2 separate regions of the Homo sapiens genome follow, and region 1 is linked to region 2. A link is a loop called in an ENCODE intact Hi-C map of the cell type or tissue named here. Cell type or tissue: Calu3. All regions are shown on one strand. Each heading gives the region's core, and the rest is flanking DNA. Links, peaks and the distances in the headings are about the cores only. Region 1 overlaps KIAA1549. Region 2 overlaps ATP6V0A4 (ATPase H+ transporting V0 subunit a4).

The links. Hi-C counts contacts between places; a loop is a spot of excess contacts. Peaks named below come from ENCODE experiments on the same cell type or tissue, not always from the same donor. Only the 100,000 strongest peaks of a DNase experiment are listed, where the experiment ranks them.
Region 1: a loop joins it to region 2, with 2.3 times the contacts of the local background. A loop is called at or near these places in 3 of 110 quality-filtered maps.

What each region holds. Positions count from the first base shown.
Region 1 is chr7:138,822,625-138,832,632 of GRCh38, forward strand. KIAA1549 reads right to left here. Exons shown (of 20, transcript NM_001164665.2): 20 at 8,757-10,008. Among named protein-coding and RNA genes, the nearest start is that of ATP6V0A4, 29 kb to the left of the region's middle. RefSeq lists an enhancer at 7,760-8,259 and a silencer at 9,340-9,634. In Calu3, for the core only: no CTCF peak of the experiment used is centred there; a DNase peak (open chromatin) is centred at 5,897.
Region 2 is chr7:138,751,977-138,759,976 of GRCh38, forward strand. ATP6V0A4 (ATPase H+ transporting V0 subunit a4) reads right to left here. Exons shown (of 22, transcript NM_020632.3): 8 at 7,776-7,902; 9 at 4,482-4,564; 10 at 3,713-3,806; 11 at 649-861. Among named protein-coding and RNA genes, the nearest start is that of TMEM213, 42 kb to the right of the region's middle. In Calu3, for the core only: no CTCF peak of the experiment used is centred there; DNase peaks (open chromatin) are centred at 715, 3,525, 4,005 and 4,795.

The sequences.
Region 1 (10,008 bases), core at 1,109-9,108, 72 kb after region 2:
TGTGTACTCTGGAATCCAAACCAATAGCTTACCAGAAGGTCAATTAGAAAGAAAATCATCCCCATCCGTCCCGATCGCCAAACAACATTAAGTTGGCTTAGATTTATTTGTTATTTAAAAATTTTTTTGTTTTTGAGACAGGGTCTCACTCTGTTGCCCAGGCTGGATTACAGTGGCATGATCTCAGCTCACTACAACCTCTGTCTCCCTGGTTTAAGTGATCCTCCCACCTCAGCCTCCTGAGTAGCTCGGACTACAGACGTGCACCACCACACTCAGCTAATTTTTGTATTTTTTGTAGAGATGGGTTTTCGCTACGTTGCCCAGGCTGGTCTCAAACTCCTGGGCCCAAGTGATCTGCCTGCCTCTGCCTCCCAAAGTGCCAGGATTACAGGCATGATCCACGGCACCCAGCCTTTAACTTTTTTTGAGACAGGGTCTTGCTCTGTTGTCCAGGCTGAAGTGCAGTGATGTAATTCTGGCTCATTGCAGCCTCCACTTCCCAGGCTCAAGCAATTCTCAGCCTATCTTAGCCTCCCAAGTAGCTGGGACCACAGATGTGCACCAACACACCTGGCTAATTTTTTATATATTTTTTAGTAGAGATATGGTCTCGCCATGTTGCCCAGGTTGGTCTCGAACTCCTGGGCTCAAGCAATCCACCCGCCTCGGCCTCTCAAAATGCTGGGATTATTTATTTATTTATTTATTTATTTATTTATTTATTTATTTATTATTTTAAAAAGACCAAAATTTACCAAAATTTTGATGCCAGTGTCTCTGGTGGTAGAGTTATACAGGTTTTTATTTCTTTTATTTTTGCTAATTCACATTTTGACCAGGAAAGGAAGAACAAAAAAAGTTAAGTGAATAGGCTTTAAAAAGACATAATTCGGCTGGGCCCGGTGGCTTGCACCTGTGATCCCAGTACTTTGGGAGGCCGAGGCGGGTGGATCACCTGAGGTCAGGAGTTTGAGACCAGCCTGGCCAACATGGTGAAACTCCATCTCTACTAAAAATACAAAAATTAGCTGGGCATGGTGGTGGGTGCCTGTAGTCCCAGCTACTCAGGAGGCTGAGGCAGGAGAATCACTTGAACCCAGGAGGCAGAGGTTGCAGTGAGCTGAGATCACATCACTGTTCTCCAGCCTAGGTGACAGAGTGAGACTCTGTCTCAAAAAAAAAAAAAAAAAAAAAAGATATAATTAGGCCACATTTAAATTAGTGATGTTCTAATTTAAATTTGGCCTAATTATATCTTTCCAAAATTTTTAAAAAATTTAACTTTACTCCTAATTTGTATATTAAACTTGTCTCACTAGGAACCCAGAAAGAACAATATCTGGGAAAAGTAATACCAAGACCCAAGCACACACTGGTTCTCGGACTTCCAATCTAGGTAGCGATCACTCTTGTCTCTCATTTACAGCTTTGGGAGGATCCAAGGGGAATAGCTACTTCTGGATTCTGCTAAATATAGAACATCCCTGCTGCTCTTCAAAAGCAGCCACAGTGCAGAGCTACTGTTGGAAAAAAAGACCAACACTCATTTGTTCTGAAATGCAGGAACCCTGTTTGACTTTTTTTTTTTTTTTTTTTTTGAGATAGAGTTTTGCTGCTGTTGCCCAGGCTGGAGTGCAATGGCACAATCTCAGCTCACTGCAACATCTGCCTCCTGGGTTCAAGCGATTCTCCTGCCTCAGCCTCCCAAGTAACTGGGATTACAGGTGCCCTCCACCATGCCCAGCTAATTTTTGTATTTTTAGTAGAGACGGGGTTTCACCATGTTGGCCAGGCTGCTCTCAAACTCCTGACCTCAGGTGATCCAACCACCTCAGCCTCTCAAAGTGCTGGGATTAACCACGCCCGGCCCCATTTTACCTTTTAAGCCCTGTTTTTCTCCTAACTTCTTGCACTAACATTTTCTTTGAAACAATCTCAGAATTTTAAAATGCTTAATGAAAGGAACTACTGATCTGGGGTATATTCTAATACTATATCCCAGAATGAAAATCCATATACAGACATACCTCGTTTGATTGTGCTTCACTTCATTGTGATTTACAGATATTGTGTTTTTTACAAATCAAAGATTTGTGGCAACTCTAAGCAAGTTTATTCGTGCTATTTTTCTGTCTTTTTTTTTTTTTTTTTTTTTTTTGAGATAGGGTCTCACTCTGTCAGCTAGGCTGGAGTGCAGTGGTGCAATCTTGACTCACTGCAGCCTTGATCTCCTGGGCTCAAGCAATCCCTCCTTCCTCAGCCACCCCGAGTAGCTGGGACTACAGGCGTGGGTCACCACACCTGGCTAATTTTTTAATATTTTTAGAGACAGGTCCCACTATGTTGCCCAGGCTGGTCTCAATCTTCTGGGATCAAGTGATCCTCCTACCTTGGCCTCCCAAAGTGTTGGGATTATAGGCGTGAGCCACCATGACTAGCTTGGTGCTATTTTTCCAACAGCATCTGCTCACTTCAGGTCTCTGAGTCACATTTTGGTACTTCTTGCAATATTTCAAACTCTTTAATCATCTGTTATGGTGACCCGTGATCTTTGATCTTTGATGTTACTACTGTTTGGGGGCACCATGAACCATGCCCATAGAACACCACGAACTTAAGAACAATAAATGTTGTGTGTGTTCTGACTGCTCCACCAACCACCTGTTCCCTCGCACTCTGCCTCTCCCCAGGCCTCCCTATTCCCTGAGACACAACAGTATTGAAATTAGGCCAATTACTGACCCTGCGATGGCCTCTGAAGTGTTCAAGTGAAAGAAAGAGGTGCACGTCACTCACTTTAAATAAACTAGACGTGATTAAGCCTGGTGAGGAAGCCACGTTGAAAGCTGACACGGTTTAAACCTCTTGTGCCAAACAGCCAAGTTGTGAACGCAAAGGAAAAGTTCTTCTTAAAAGAAATGAAAAGTGCTACCGTAGTGAACACACAAAGGAGAAGAAAGCGAAACAGCCTTATTGCTCATATGGAGAAAGTTTGAGTGGTCTGGATAGAAGATCAGTCTGGCCACAACATTCCCTTCAGCCAAAGTCTAATACAGAGCAAGGTGCTCTCTAATTCTATGAAGGCTGAGAGAGGTGAGGAAGCTGAAGAAAGGTTTGAAGCCAGCAGAGGTTGGTTCATGAGGTTTAAGGGAAGAAGCCATCTCTATAACATAAAAAAGTAAAGCAGCAAGTGCTGACTTAGAAGCTGCAGCAAGTTAACCGTAAGATCTAACTAAGATAACTGACGAAGGTGGCTACAGTAGAGAACAGATTTTCAGGCTGGGCATGGTGCCTCATGCCTGTAATGTCTGCACTTTGGGAGGCTGAGGCGGGTGGATCACCTGAGGTCAGGAGTTCGAGACCAGCCTGGCCAACATGATGAAACCCCGGCTCTACTAAAAATACAAAAAATTAGTCAGGCATGGTGGCGCATGCCTGTAATCCCAGCTACTCAGGAGGCTGAGACAGGGGAATCGCTTGAACCTGGGAGGTGGAGGTTGCAGTGAGCCAAGATTGTCACTGCACTCCAGCCTGGGTGACACAGCGAGACTCCGTGTCAAAAAAAAAAAACAAACAAAAAACCGATTTTCAGTGTAGATAAATAGCCTTCTATTGAAGAAGATGCCATCTAGGACTTTCATAGCAAGAGAGGAGAAGGAGAAGTCAATGCCTGGCTTCAAAGCTTCAAAGGACAGGCTGACTCTCTTGTTAGGGCGAATGCAGCTGGTGAGTTAAAGTTGAAGCCAATGATCATTGAGCATTCTGAAAATCCTATGGCCCTTAAGAATTATGCTAAATCTACTCTGCCTGTGCTCCATACATGGAACAACAAAACCTGGATGACAGCACATCTGTTATAGCATGGTTTAAAGAATATTTTAAGCCTACTGTTGAGACCTGCTGTTTAAGAAAAAAGATCCCTTTCAAACTATTACTGCTCATTGACGGTGCAACTAGTCACCCAAGAGCTCTGATGGAGATGTACAAAGAGATTAATGTTGTTTTCATATGTAACACAATATCCATTCTGCAGCCCATCAATCAAGGAGTAATTTCGACTTTCAAGTCTTATTAAGAAATACATTTCAGGCCAGGCATAGTGGCTCATGCCTGTAATCCCAACACTTTGGGAAGCTGAGGCAGTCGGATTGCTTGAGGTCAGGAGTTCGAGACCAGTCTGGGCAACATGGCAAAACCCTGTTTCTACAAAAAATACAAAAAAAAAAATTAGCTGGGTATGGTTGCACGCTCCTATAGTCCCAGCTACTGGGAAGACTGAGGTGGGAGGATCGCTTGAGCCTGGGAGGTGGAGGTTGCAGTAAGCAGCAATCGTACCACTGCACTCCAGCCTGGGTGACAGAATGAGACCCTGTCTAAAAAAAAAAAAAAAAAAATTCATAAGGCTATAGGCTATAGCTGCCATAGATAGTGACTCCCCTGATGGATCCGGGCAAAGTCAATCGAAACCCTTCTGGAAATGATTCCTCACTCTAGATGCCATTAAGGACATTCATAATTAGCCAGGCGCCATGGTTCACACCTGTAATCCCAGCACTTTGGGAGGACGAGGTGGGCGGATCACCTGAGGTCGGGCATTAGAGACCAGACTGGCCAACATGGAGAAACCCCATCTCTCCTAAAAATACAAAATTAGCCGGGCAGGCGTGGTGGCTCATGCCTGTAATTCCAGTTACTCAGGAGGCTGAGGCAGGAGAATTGCTTGAACCCAGGAGGCAGAGGTTGTAGTGAGCCAAGATCGCGCCACTGCACTCCAGCCTGGGCAACAAGAGTGAAACTCCCTCTCAAAAAAAAAAAAAAAAAAAAAGAACGTTCGTAATTCATGGGAGGAGGTTAAAATATCAACATTTATAGGGCTTTGGAAGAAGTGATTCCAATCCTCACGGATGAGGAGTTCAAGACTTTGGTGGAGGAAGTCACTGCAGATGGAGTGGAAATAGCAAGGGCACTAGCAGTGGAGCCTACAGATGTGACTGAACTGCTGCAGTCTCATGGTCAAACCTAAACAGTTGAGGAGTTGTTTCTTATGGATGAATAAAGACAGTGGTTTTTTGAGATGGAATCTAGGCCTGATGAAGATGCTGTGAACATCAGTGAAATGACAACAGAGGACGTAGACTATCCCATAAGCCTAGTTGATAAAGAAGTGACAGAGTTTGGGAGGATTAACTTCAATTTTGGAGGAAGTTTTACTGTGGGTCAAATGCTATCAAACAGCATTACATGCTGCAGAGACATCTTCCGTCAAAGAAAGTGTCCACGGAAGTGGCAAACTTCATTGTTGTTCTATTTTAAAAGAAATTATCACAGCCACCCAAACCTTCACCAACCACCACCCTGATCAGTCAGCAGCCATCAACATGGAGGCAAGACCCTCCACCAGCAAAAACATTAGGACTCACTGAAGGCTCAAATAATTGTTAACATTTTTTTAACAACAAAGTATTTTTAAATCAGGGCATGTATGCTTTTTTAAAAAAACAGAATGCTGTTGCATACCTAATAGGCTACAGTATAGCTACACATAGCTTCTGTATACAGTGGGAAATCACAAAGTTCGTGACCTGCTTTACTGCAGTGGTCTGGAACCGAATTTCCAGTATCTCCAGGGTATACCTGTACTTAAACTAACGCATATTTTCAAGATACTGATGGAACCAGCTACCAATCAGGCACTCAGAAACAGCTTTATGAGTTTTCCAGATAGGTTCTGTGTCTTACACTTCTGTAATGCTATACTTTGGCACAAATACAACAAATAATAGTTCAGCTACACAAATGTGGTTTACCTAGATTTGTGGCTACAATTTTTCAAGTCTTCAGCAGTAGAGAAATCAAACTCACCCACCCCCATTTATTCCAGGATGTGCAGAAGGGTGTGGCAAGGAAAGTACCGAGTTCTGTAGAGGGAGAAAGTTACTTAATAGGGCACTATCCGATGAGAACTTTTCATTAATAATCTAACTTAGAAACTGAACAAAAGGATCTCTGTTCTTGTTATTCTTTTCTTCTTACCTTAAGCTCTGCTTGGCAGGTGCAGAGAGGAAGAGGACAGAGGGACAAGAAATGCCAATTATGACTCAAATCCCTATTCATTTATTTATTTTTGAGACAGAGTTTCATTCTTGTCACCCAGGCTGAAGTGCAATGGCATGATCTCGGCTCACTGCAACCTCCACCTCCTGGGTTCAAGCGACTCTCCTGCCTCAGCCTCCTGAGTAGCTGGGATTACAGGCGCGTGCCACCAAACCCGGCTAATTTTGTATTTTTTAGTAGAGACGGGTTTCTCCATGTTGGTCAGGCTGGTCTCGAACTCCCGAACTCACGTGATCCGCCTGCCTCGTCCTTCCAAAGTGCTGGGATTACAGGTGTGAGCCACCGCGCCTGGTTATATTCATTTGAACTGGGGGTTCAGGCTCTGAGCGTGGGATCAGCCTGCCCTTTCTTGTAAGTCTTAGCTGTTTCTAGTAACTCCCTGCTCTTCTGTCATTTCAAACCTATTTACATTCAGAGCATATAAAATCTTGTAATGAGTTCTACCAGTTAGTTTCCACTATTTTTGTTGTTTTCCATCTAAAGTTAGATTAAAACATAAAATTATTAAAACTGTTATAGTTATTTCTTCAGTTATGTGTAAAATATTAAATATCTGACCGTTGTGTGTATATTGTCTTTTTTAAAGATTTCTTTTCTGGCCGGGTGCAGTGTGGATCACACCTGTAATCCCAACACTTCGGGAGGCCAATGCGGGTGGATCACCCTGAGGCCAGGAGATCGAGACCAGCCCGCCAACATGGTGAAACACTACCTCTACTAAAAATAGAAAAATTAGCCAGGCGTGGTGGAGTACGCCTATAGTCCCATCTACTCTGGAGGCTGAGGCATGAGAATCGCTTGAAGCTGGGAGGCAAAGGTTACAGTGAGCTGAGATTGCGTCACTGCACTCCAGCCTCAGGGACAGAGCGAGACTCTGTCTCAAAATAAATAAATAAATAAAATAAAATAAATCCCTTTTGAGAACTTATTTTTGGTTTCGGCAAATTTGCTTAGACTTTTACATAATATCCTGTTCTTAGTTCTTTTTAACCTCTTTAAACATCTAACGTATTATTTATCTCTTTCATACTGGCCTATTTTCTTGGATTTTTAGGTTTAAATTCTCCTTTTGGTTGACCCCACCAGCCCTCCTTCTTGAAGGTTTATTTTCTGCCAAGACTTGCAATTGTTAACTGTGGTTTCAAAGCTAGCAGCTCGCCCTGAGAAGTACCAGAGCCCCTGGGTTGTGGATGCACAGGACAGGATTATATGAGCCTCTGCAGAAGGTCTGTGGGCTTTACCTGTGCCAGATTCGTGTTTATATTTTTAAATACTTTTAGATTTAGAAAAAAGATAAAAAGATGCAAAAATGATTTAGAGGGTTTCAGGATACCTTTTACATAGCTTCCTCTAATATTAAAATCTCAATAACCATAATAAAGTTAGCAAAACCAGTACGTTAATCTTTGTACAATACTGTTAACTATAGACTTGATTTGGATTTCACGTTTTCCCACTATATTCTCTTTTGTTGTTGCTGTCATTCCAAGATCCTATCCAGGATTCTGTGTCATTTAGCTGTTATATTCCACTGTGTTTTGAGTTCCTTTTCCAAGTTTTGTTTTTGTTTTTTTGAGACAGAGTTGCACTTTGTCACCCAGGCTGGAGTGCAGTGGCGCGATCTCGGCTCACTGCAACTTCTGCCTCCTGGGTTAAAGCAATTCTCCTGCCTCAGCCTCCCGAGTAGCTGGGATTACAGGCGCCCGCCACCATGCCTGGCTGATTTTTTTTTGGTATTTTTATTAGAGATGGGGTTTTGCCATGTTGGCCAGGCTGGTCTTGAACTCCTGGCCTCAAGTGATCCACCCACCTCGGCCTCCCAAAGTGCTGGAATTAAGGCGTGAGAAACAGCGCCCATCCCCTTTTCTAAGTTTCAAGGGGATCTTGTTTTCTTGGGTTGTGTAAACAACTCCAGGGTTATCCTATTACCTTTCAAGACTGTGTGGACTTTGGTCTTCTCATCTTTCTAAATTGTGAGGCACTAATCTTTTAATTCCAAACTGAATTTGCTCTTAGTGGATTCATCCATTTGCTAAGTGGGTAGCAGTCAAACTACACTGAGTAGAAAGGATTGGCACAGGCAAAAACGAGTGAAAACAAGTCTGCAAATTCCACACACTGAATAGAATACCTTCAACTTAATTTCTTGGACAATGAAAGTGAGGCAGGAAAATGGGGTCTGGAGTAGGGGACATAAGGCCGAGCCACAGTTCAGCTATGACAGGAAACATCCTCTCCATAGGGTGTACGTCGAGTAAATGACTGTGTGACTTTACTTAAACCTCTTCATTTACATAGGGCGTACACCAAGTAACCAATGGAAACCCCTAGAGGGTATTTAAACCCCCACAAATTCTGTAACCGGGCCCTTGAGCCCCTATGCTCAGGCCTGCTCCCACACTGTGGAGTGTATTTTCATTTTCAATAAATTCCTTCATTCTTTCCTTGCTTTGTGTGTTTTGTCCAACTCTTTGTTCAAGACGCCAAGAACCTGGACACCCTCCACCAGTAACAAAAGTACTGGGTGTTCTCACCAGAGACACAAAATTAGAGAACAGAAAGATCATCTCATCCAATGTTTCATGTTTTACAAACGAGAAAACTATCATGTTGCAAAGGAAATCAACAGAAAATATCACTTTGACACCAATTCATAGCATTTATTGACATTTCCATTTAAAATGCTAGGAAAGCTGTATAAATTGTAAACATGGAAACCAAATACTTGCATAAATTATTTCAAAAACTCTACAGCACATTAGAAAACAGTGCAGCTATTGAAGGATAGAAACATAAAACCGACAAATAGAAGGGAGGGGCCGATTATTAAATCGTATACCCATACTGAGATTTCAGTGCCTGTTTGAGGACCAGCAAACCATGATTGTCAAGTTTAAGTTGCAGTATTGATGCCACAGTTGGCCTCAATTTGCTCTGCACATTTCGTACATTAACGCTCATAATCTAGGGATGAGTGTGCAGGAAGAGCCAGAAAAACATGGACCTTGACAAAGGAGGGAGAGACAAGTCAGTACTCCAGGGCAGCTCTGCCGAGCAACCTTTCCTATTAACGCTAGCCAGACTCCCTGCGTCCCAGAGATGCTCCGGAGGAGGGCAAAGTCGAGGGCGTTCCCACTCCCCTTTTCTGAAACAAGTCCTCTGGTGCTTAGAGCAACTGAATGAATGGGTGGAGCCTCAGTTCCTCTAGTATCTCCCTCTTCTTTCCCCACATTTGCAGGAGGAACAGTACAGCATATGCGACTTGAACTTGGCCCTGTACTATTCCCAACTTGTACACTTAGGGAGTCAAGTTATGAATACTTGAAATCTGGTAAGTACAGGAAAGACTATTCGTGATGCTCCAAGTAGCCCAGAAAGGTTCTGTGTAATCAGGGACTGCAAGAGACTCAAGTCACTCAAAATTTCACCTCTGTCCCTTTTACCTATTCCTTTTTTTTTTTTTTTTTTTTCCAGAGACAGGACCTCACCCTGCAGCCCAGGCTGGAGTGCAGTGGCGTGATTATAGCTCACTGCAGCCTCCAACTCATTGGCTCAAGCGATCCTCCAGTCTTAGCCTTTCGAGTAGCTGGGACTACTGGCACATGCCACCATGCTCAGCTAATTTTTAAATTTTTTTTGTAGAGACGGGGTCTCGTTATGTTGCCCAAGGTGGTCTCAAACTCCTGGCCTCAAGCGATCCTCCTGCCTCAGCCTCCCAAAGCGTTGAGATTAGAGGCTTGAGCCACCATGCCCAGCCTATTCACTCTTTCTTTAGAAATGTGAAGTGACCCCTGAAAAACCTGGAGGAAGAAGGAAAAGGAAGGATCCTGGATAATTATCTACCCTGTGGGAAGCCATTTTAACTATACTGCATTAAGACATTCATTGCTT
Region 2 (8,000 bases), core at 1-8,000:
CACTCCAGCCTGGGTGTCATAGCGAGGTCCCCATCTTTAATAAGAAAAAAAAGACAAAATCCCCCCAAAACGATAGTCTAGCTGAGAGACTGGCACATTAATGCTCAGTATGGCCGGGTGTGATGTCTCACACCTGTAATGTCAGCACTTTGGGAGGTTGAGGCAGGCGAATCACCTGAGGTCAGGAGTTTAAGAGCAGCCCAGCCAACATGGTGAAACCCCGTCTCTACTAAAAATACAAAAATTTGCTGGACGTGGTAGGGCGCACCTGTAATCCCAGCTACTCGGGAGGCTGAGGCAGGAGAATCACTTGAACCCGGGAGGCAGAGGTTGCAGTGAGCCGAGACTGTGCCACTGCACAACAGCCTGGGCTACAGAGCGAGATTCTATTTTTTTTTTTTTTTTAAAAAAACCTCAATACGTACTCACAAAAGGTCAAAAAATGGTGAACAACTGTCAAACACTGAAAAGACAAAGGAATTTCTTTTATGTCCTCGAGTGGGGTTGATAACTGAAGACACAAAGATGAAGGAAGCAATCCTACCACCAAGTCACTTGAGTTCATGTGGCCCATGAGGCCAACACCCTCTGAGAGCCCAGCAGAGGGGCTGACTCATCGGACCCCTCCTGGCTCCACCTGCCACGCACCATGCCTTGCTCCAGTGCCCTCTTGATACGTGTGGCATCTGCCACCGGGAACCAGATCTCGGCGATGACACACTGCTGGGTGACGTCGATGTTGCACATGTTCAGGATGTGGTAGACAGCTTTCATCTTCTGCACCTTGATGAGCCAGGAGTGCCAGTTGGCAGCGGCTTCCTGCAGCAGGCGCTGGCGGTGAGACTCTGTTTGTGTTATGACCTATACAAAAAACAACACACAGGAAAACAGAGAACCTTCACAGAGCTGTTTGACAAGGTGCCAAAAATGGAGTGTCACAGGCCACAGCAGCTTCCTCTGCTCTGGCAGGCTCCTTTGACCTGTGGCTGTCACCTGGCCTTGAACTCTCCTGAGCAGTTTATCTCCCCCGCTAGAGGCTAAAACCCTTAGGCAGAGATTGTATCTTCCTTTTCTTCTAAATTCCTCATTGTCCTATTGTTATGGGTTGAATTGTCCACATAAAAGAGTCCTGAACTCTGATACCTGTGAATATGGCCTTTTTGGAAAGAGGGTCTTTGCAGATGGAATCAGGTTAAGAAGAGGTCATACTGGATTTGAATGGGCTCTAATCCCATATGACCACTGTCCTGATAAGAAACGTAGACACAGAGGCACACAGGGAAGAATACCACGTGACAACAGAGGCAGAGAAGTAGGCACTTGCAAGCCAAGGAATGCGGAGGACGGCCCGCAGCACCAGAGCTGGGGAGAGGCAAGGAGGGGGCTCCCTTCAGGTCTTCCGAGGGAGCACGGCCCTGCTGACGCCTTGATTTCAGACCTCTGGCCTCCAGAACCATGACAGAATAAATCTTTATTGTCTTATGCCACCCAGTTTGCTGTAATTTGTTACAGCAACCCTAAGAGATTACTACATCTACCACAACCCTTTACATACATAATCCCTCCAATAAATGACAAGTGAATGAATGAAGGAATGAATGGACAATTGGGCCCACACAGAATTTATTTAATGGAATCATTTTTATGTTTTGATGATACAACAAACAGGGTAATCTTTTTCAGCACACATGGCCTCTGTAAGAGACACACTGTAAGACAGACATGCTGGCTCTAAGATTAACGAGAGCCATGAGGCCACCGAAGCATCTCACAAGCCCAATACTACCTGTCACTTTGCAATATAATGCCCCCTGGCCTGGGGATTTCCAGGAGACAAGAGCACCTCAGCACAGAGGTGACTTTCAGAAACCTCAAAGAGCATAGCCCGAATTATATGCCTCAGCATCAGACAGTGTCTAAGATTCATCTTTGGCAGGGACTGAGCCAAAGGAGAAAGCTGCCCCTGCAGAAGCTGCTCAGCTGGGATCATCTGAAGCCCTCGACACAGCAGCAACCCGTCATACTAAATGTAAGCACACATCTAGCAGAATTTATTTTCCATTCTCCTCATGACGTTTTCATAAAATCAAGCATGGAGAATTGGGGGGAAAGGACTTCAATGGCTTTGGGGAAACAGTGTTCCTGACAAGTGACAAAGAAGTAATGGAGAGGATTAAAAAATTAAACACAGGCCAGGCGCAGTGGCTCACGCCTGTAATCCCAGCACTTTGGGAGGATGAGGTGGGTGGATCACCTGAGGTCGGGAGTTCGAGACCAGCCTGACCGACATGGAGAAACCCCATCTCTACTAAAAATACAAAATTAGCCAGGCATGGTGGCGCATGCCTGTAATCCCAGCTACTCGGAAGGCTGAGGCAGGAGAATCACTTGAACCCGGGAGGCGGAGGTTGCGGTGAGCCGAGATTGCGCCACTGCACTCCAGCCTGGGCAACAAGAGCAAAACTCCATCTCAAAAAAAAAAAAAAAAAAATTAAACACAGGTTTTCTGGAAAAGTAAAGTTGTCTGCTAGCCTAAGGGTTTTGAAAGAGGCACATATCTAATTTCTTAACATACTTGTCCAGAATCTAAAACTGAGTTGACTTCTACCACAGCCACATGCAGCTACTAAATTTTATGTATTTTATTTCCTTTTATTTTATTTTGAGATGGAGTCTCGCTTTGTTGCCCAGGCTGGAGTGCAGTGGCGCGATCTCGGCTCCCTGAAACCTTTGCCTCTCAGGTTCAAACGATTCTCCTGCCTCAGCCTCCCGAGTAGCTGAGACTAGACTACAGGTGACTGCCACCACGCCTGACTAGTGTTTGTATTTTTAGTAGAGATGGGGTTTCACCAGTTTGGTCAGGCTGGTCTTGAACTCCTGACCTCAAGTGATCCACCCACCTCAGCTTCCCAAAGTGCTGGGATTATAGGCATGAGCCACCGCACCCAGCCCTAAAATTTAAATTGAATTAAAATTAAAAATACAAACTAAATGACTTAGTGGCACTAGCCATGTTTCAAGGGCTCAATAGCCACATGTGGCTCGTGACTACAGTGTTGGACAGCACAGGACACATGAACCTTCTATCATAACCGAAAGTTCTATCGAACTCTAGCACTGATGAGAGTCTGCCAGCGAGGGAGGCCCAGCTGTTTTCAGTGATTACTTTCAAAGCTGCTGTGATTGAAGAAAGATTTCTGATCATAAGTGTGTTGAGTGACCCTGGATGGTGACAGACTTTACAAAGAAAATGAGTTTGGGATGAATGAATGTTCACATGGTGAAACTAGACTCACTGTTTTTACAGAATTAACCCATCAGCTTAAACAACCAGGCAATTCAGTGGGAAAATAATCAGTCAAACTGGTTGTTCAACTTAATTGGCTGGGTGGTTGTATCATAGATTCCGTCTAGGCCGAGGCTGGCAATAAAGGGTGCCTTTTATCAGATCGGGGTGGCCACCTGAAGGCTGACTAGGGCTGTGGTCAAATCTGACCCTGGGCAAAGCATTCTTAAGACACAGCTTCGTTCCCTCTAGCTTATCGAACAGTTTCCCAATTGTGAAATCTTCCACAGCCACAACCAGAAAGGCATAGCCAGCATTCCAGCCAGCCTCCCAGCAAGGGCCCTGGGGGGCAGGGCTTGTATGAAAACAGCAGAGGCAGCCCTCCTGCAGCTGCCATCAGACCATGCGCCCAAACCCCTCACTCACGGTGATTAAATCTTCCAGCCTCACATTGACGCTCTCCAACATCTCTCTGCGCTCCACCGCAGGCTCTGGGCAAGGGTAGACAGTGGCTCGAAACCTGTGTTTAATATATTCCAAAGGAAACAGGTGAGTTCTTGCTGCAAAGCATTCTGCATCCCCTTTTCTGCTAAGACATCGTTTGCTGACTTTAGTTAGATGGCCAGCCTATCCTAGAATAACTGCGTCTTTGGCCACTGGAAAAGGAGTCCCAGTCATAAGGGTTCCCAGTACGTCACTTGTGCTGTGAATTGAGGCTGCAGTTCTGTTATATGAATGAGCTTCATTCAAACCATAAAACCTGTGAGTTGCTGGGTAAATAAGACTGCAAGCTGGGCTTGCCCCTTCCTAAGAATCTATTAATGTATTAATATCCTCTGCACTGAGTCATTTCTGCTTCTATGGAGCTACATGTAACACGATTCTGTAAAATCCAAAACAAGTTAGCCATGCAGTTGGATTACTCTGGAGCAGCTGATGAAAAGTCTCAGATGGAATAGACTGAAATGGGGAACATGTCCACTTTTAGTTACCCTCACATTTTGCATATTCAAGTTCTCCCTATTCATATTCTTACAACTATTAAAAATCAGTTGGGGCTGACTTTTATGTGAGAAAGTTATTCTAAAGCCTTACTGACCTCTAGAAGCCACAGTCATGTGCATTTGGCATTGCACATCTCTTTATCTAATCCTGGCCCAAATCACTGAAGAAAGAGCCATTCACTCCCTCTTACCCATCACAGATCTTCTTGATTTTCTGCCTGAGCTGCTCTCCTTGGTAAAATATGATGAATATGTTCTTCTGAATTTCTTCTTTCTGGAAAATCAGAATAAGTTAAAAAAAAAGGGGGGGGTTTCTTTCTGGTTAAAACATAATAGAGAGAAATGTAAAGTCCTGTTTTTAGGCTTACACAATTCATACATTTAAAACTGGGAAACTGTAACTTTCCTAGTTCATCTAAGTTCATAGCTCACAGTTGAGAGCAAGGCCATCCAGGACCTCACAGAGGCTAATGCAGCCTTAAGGTGACAGGCTCCCTGTTCCCGATGCTGGTTGGACCACAGCCAGACCTTATATTCAGCTCTAAGCCCCACATTTAAGAGATATGATAATAAACAAGAAACCATTCAGAAGAGAATATTGCAAGGCTTAAAACGAAGACAGCTGGCTGATAAACTGGCTCACCAGAGTTAATTAACACACAACACCGACATTTTGGGGATGAGTAGGTGTTTTATATTTAACAAAGGTAAAGCCATGCCCAATTTTTGACTCATACATACAGTTGCTCAGATTTTTTGACTCACAGTTGCTTGTGTGCCATAAGACTGCTGCTTAAATCACACTTGTCAAGTCCAAGTTGGACAATTCACAAGAAAGGAAGATGTGTTCCACAAGCAGACATGCAAATGTTTAACTCTTACTGTAAGCAAAGAAATATGAGCTGAAACAATGCATTCTTCCAATCTTATTTAGTTTGAGGGGGTAAAGGTAAAATGACAAAACCCAGACCGGGTGCAGTAGCTCACACCTGTAATCCCAGCACTTTGGGAGGCTAAGGCGGGTGGATGGCTTGAGCCCAGGGGTTCAAGACCAGCCTGGGCAACATGGTAAAACCCCATCTCTACAAAAAATACAAGAATTAGCTGAGTGTGGTGGTGCTCACCTGTGGTCCCAGCTACCAGGAAGGCTGAGGTGGGAGGATTGTTTGAGCCCAGGAAGTCGAGGCTGCAGTGAGTCATGATCATACTACTGCACTCCAGCCTGGGTGGCAGAGTGAGACCCTGTCTCAAAAAAAAACCCCAAAAAACAAAAACAAAAACTATTGTTGGAAAAGTTATGACAAATCCAATAGACTCATCACATACTACTCGAGGCACTGGAATCAGAAAAGTCACTGAAAGGCCATTTGTCGGGACCTATCGGGTGTCATTAAAATGCCCGCACCCTTTAAGCCAGCAATCCTATTTTTCTTGAACTTGTTTATTATGAAAGTAATTCAAAAGCAAATAAAAATCCACATGCATAAAGATGCTCATCATGGTGTCTACATTCTGGAGAAAAATTAGAAATAAAGTGTCCAAAATAGATAGTCAACGTCACGTCAACTCAGTGGACACAATAGATATTCCTTAAAAATACTATCAAAATGAATCCTGTCTTTGGCATTTCCTTACGGGAGCAAGTGGCGGTGTTTTAGGATTTTCAGAGCTGCTGCGTTACATTATTTCCAAAAGGTTTCTCTACCCGTGGAGTCTACCCTGGTCCTTTTCTGAGTCTCTTAAATTTTCTTTTCTCCTGATCCACCAGAATCAGGAATCTGCTCTAATCTCATGACTTCCCTTTGGTGACCTTCGGCGTCCACGCTCATCTTTTTCCAGATGCTTTTACTTTCTCTCCCACTATGACTGTCATATGTCAAAACAGGATTATAAAAAGTGATGATTTAATGTCAAATTTAAAAATGATCTTTACGAAGGATGCACAGTAATATGGGGAGGGATCTCATATTAGGTAAAACAAAGAAAAGAAAAAAATTATTTCCATGTATACTACAATCATATAAAATTATACCTGTCTACGGCTATAGAGAGAAATAGTACAAGAGGCAAAATACAAATGAAGACATTAGAGTGATGGGGTTTCTCATTTTTTTCATAATCTTTCTTATTTTAAATTTCACTTATTTTAAAGTTGTTTTTCATCAAAATGAATTTTGTTGTTTTTTCATTAAAATTAATTTTTTTAGCCTCTAATCTGAAAAAGATTATAGACGCTCAGAAATAAGCCTAGCTTCTGGGAATTAAAGGGTAAGTGGATTAAATACAAACTGGAAGGTGAGACAGCAACATCCGACAGAATTCACAGCAACAACTGTATGGCACTAAGGGCTGAGCCCCCTTGAAGCCTTGTTGTTTGAAGTGTGGGATCTATTGGCAAATACATCATCAGCATTCTCTGGGAGTTGTAAGAACTGCGGAATCTCAGGCCCCACTCAGACCCACTGACTCAGAATTTTTTTTTTTTTTTTTTTTTTTTTTTTTTTGAGGGAGTCTTGCTCTGTCACCCAGGCTGGAGTGCAGTGGCACAATCTCAGCTCACTGCAACCTCCGCCTCTTGGGTACCAGTGATTCTCCTGCCTCAGCCTCGCAAGTAGCTGGCACTACAGGTGTGCGCCACCACTCCTGGCTAATTTTTTTATTTTTAGTAGAGACAGAGTTTCACCATGTTGGCCAGGATGGTCTCAAATTCCTGACCTCAGGTGATCCGCCCACCTCGGCCTCCCAAAGTGCTGGGATTACAGGCATGAGCCACCATGCCCAGCCTATTTTTTTTTTTTTTTTTTTTTTTTTGAGATAGGGTCTCACTCTGTTCCCTAGGCTGGAGTGCAGTGGTGTGATCATAGCTCACTGCAGCCTTGACCTCCTGGGCTCAAGTTGTCCTCCCACCTCAGCCTCCTAAGTAGCTGGGACTACCGGTGTGTGCCACCACACTTGGTTAACTTTTTTTTGTAGAGATGTTTTCTTGCTATGTTGCCCAGGCTGGTCTCAATCCCCTGACCTCAAACGATCCTCCCACCTTGGGCTCCCAAAGCGCTGAGATTACAGGCATAAGCCACCATGCCTGGCCTGGAATTTGCATTTTAACAAGATCCCCGGGTGACCTCTATGCTCGCGTGCACATTGAAGCTTGAGAAGCTGACCTCAATCAGTTCTCAGTTCTTTAAGACACAGCTGCCGCCTAGGATAGTACTAGTATAACTAAGTTCTAGAGAAAAGTATAGCTATGTCTCTGGGAAGAATAAACCAGTTATGAGGTGTTGACAAGAATCAGTCCTTGAACTGACCTTTCAAATATATATTTTTAAAAAGGAACAAAGTAAAAGGGAAGGAAAAAAAGGAGAAAAAAAGGAAATAGATATTAGTCTCATCAAACTAAAGATCCCCCATGTTTTGGGAGAACGAAGCGCTTCTGCTGAGGGCTATGGGAAGTCTCAGAGAAAGTTTTTGCAGCCCAAGGTTCCCACCGTCACAGGATCCTCCAGAGGGGCGTCCATCTCACTGAACTTCAAGTACACGTTTCCTCGGCAGATTCGCCACAGTAACCGCTCAAAGGAAGCCATCCTCTCCCTGTTGATCACACCGGCTATGAACCTAGGCAGCCAGAAGGGAAGACATTCCTTAAGGCACAGGGATTGGGATGCAGAGAGAAGGCCCTGTAGGACGTGAAGACACACCATGAAAGGAAGGGC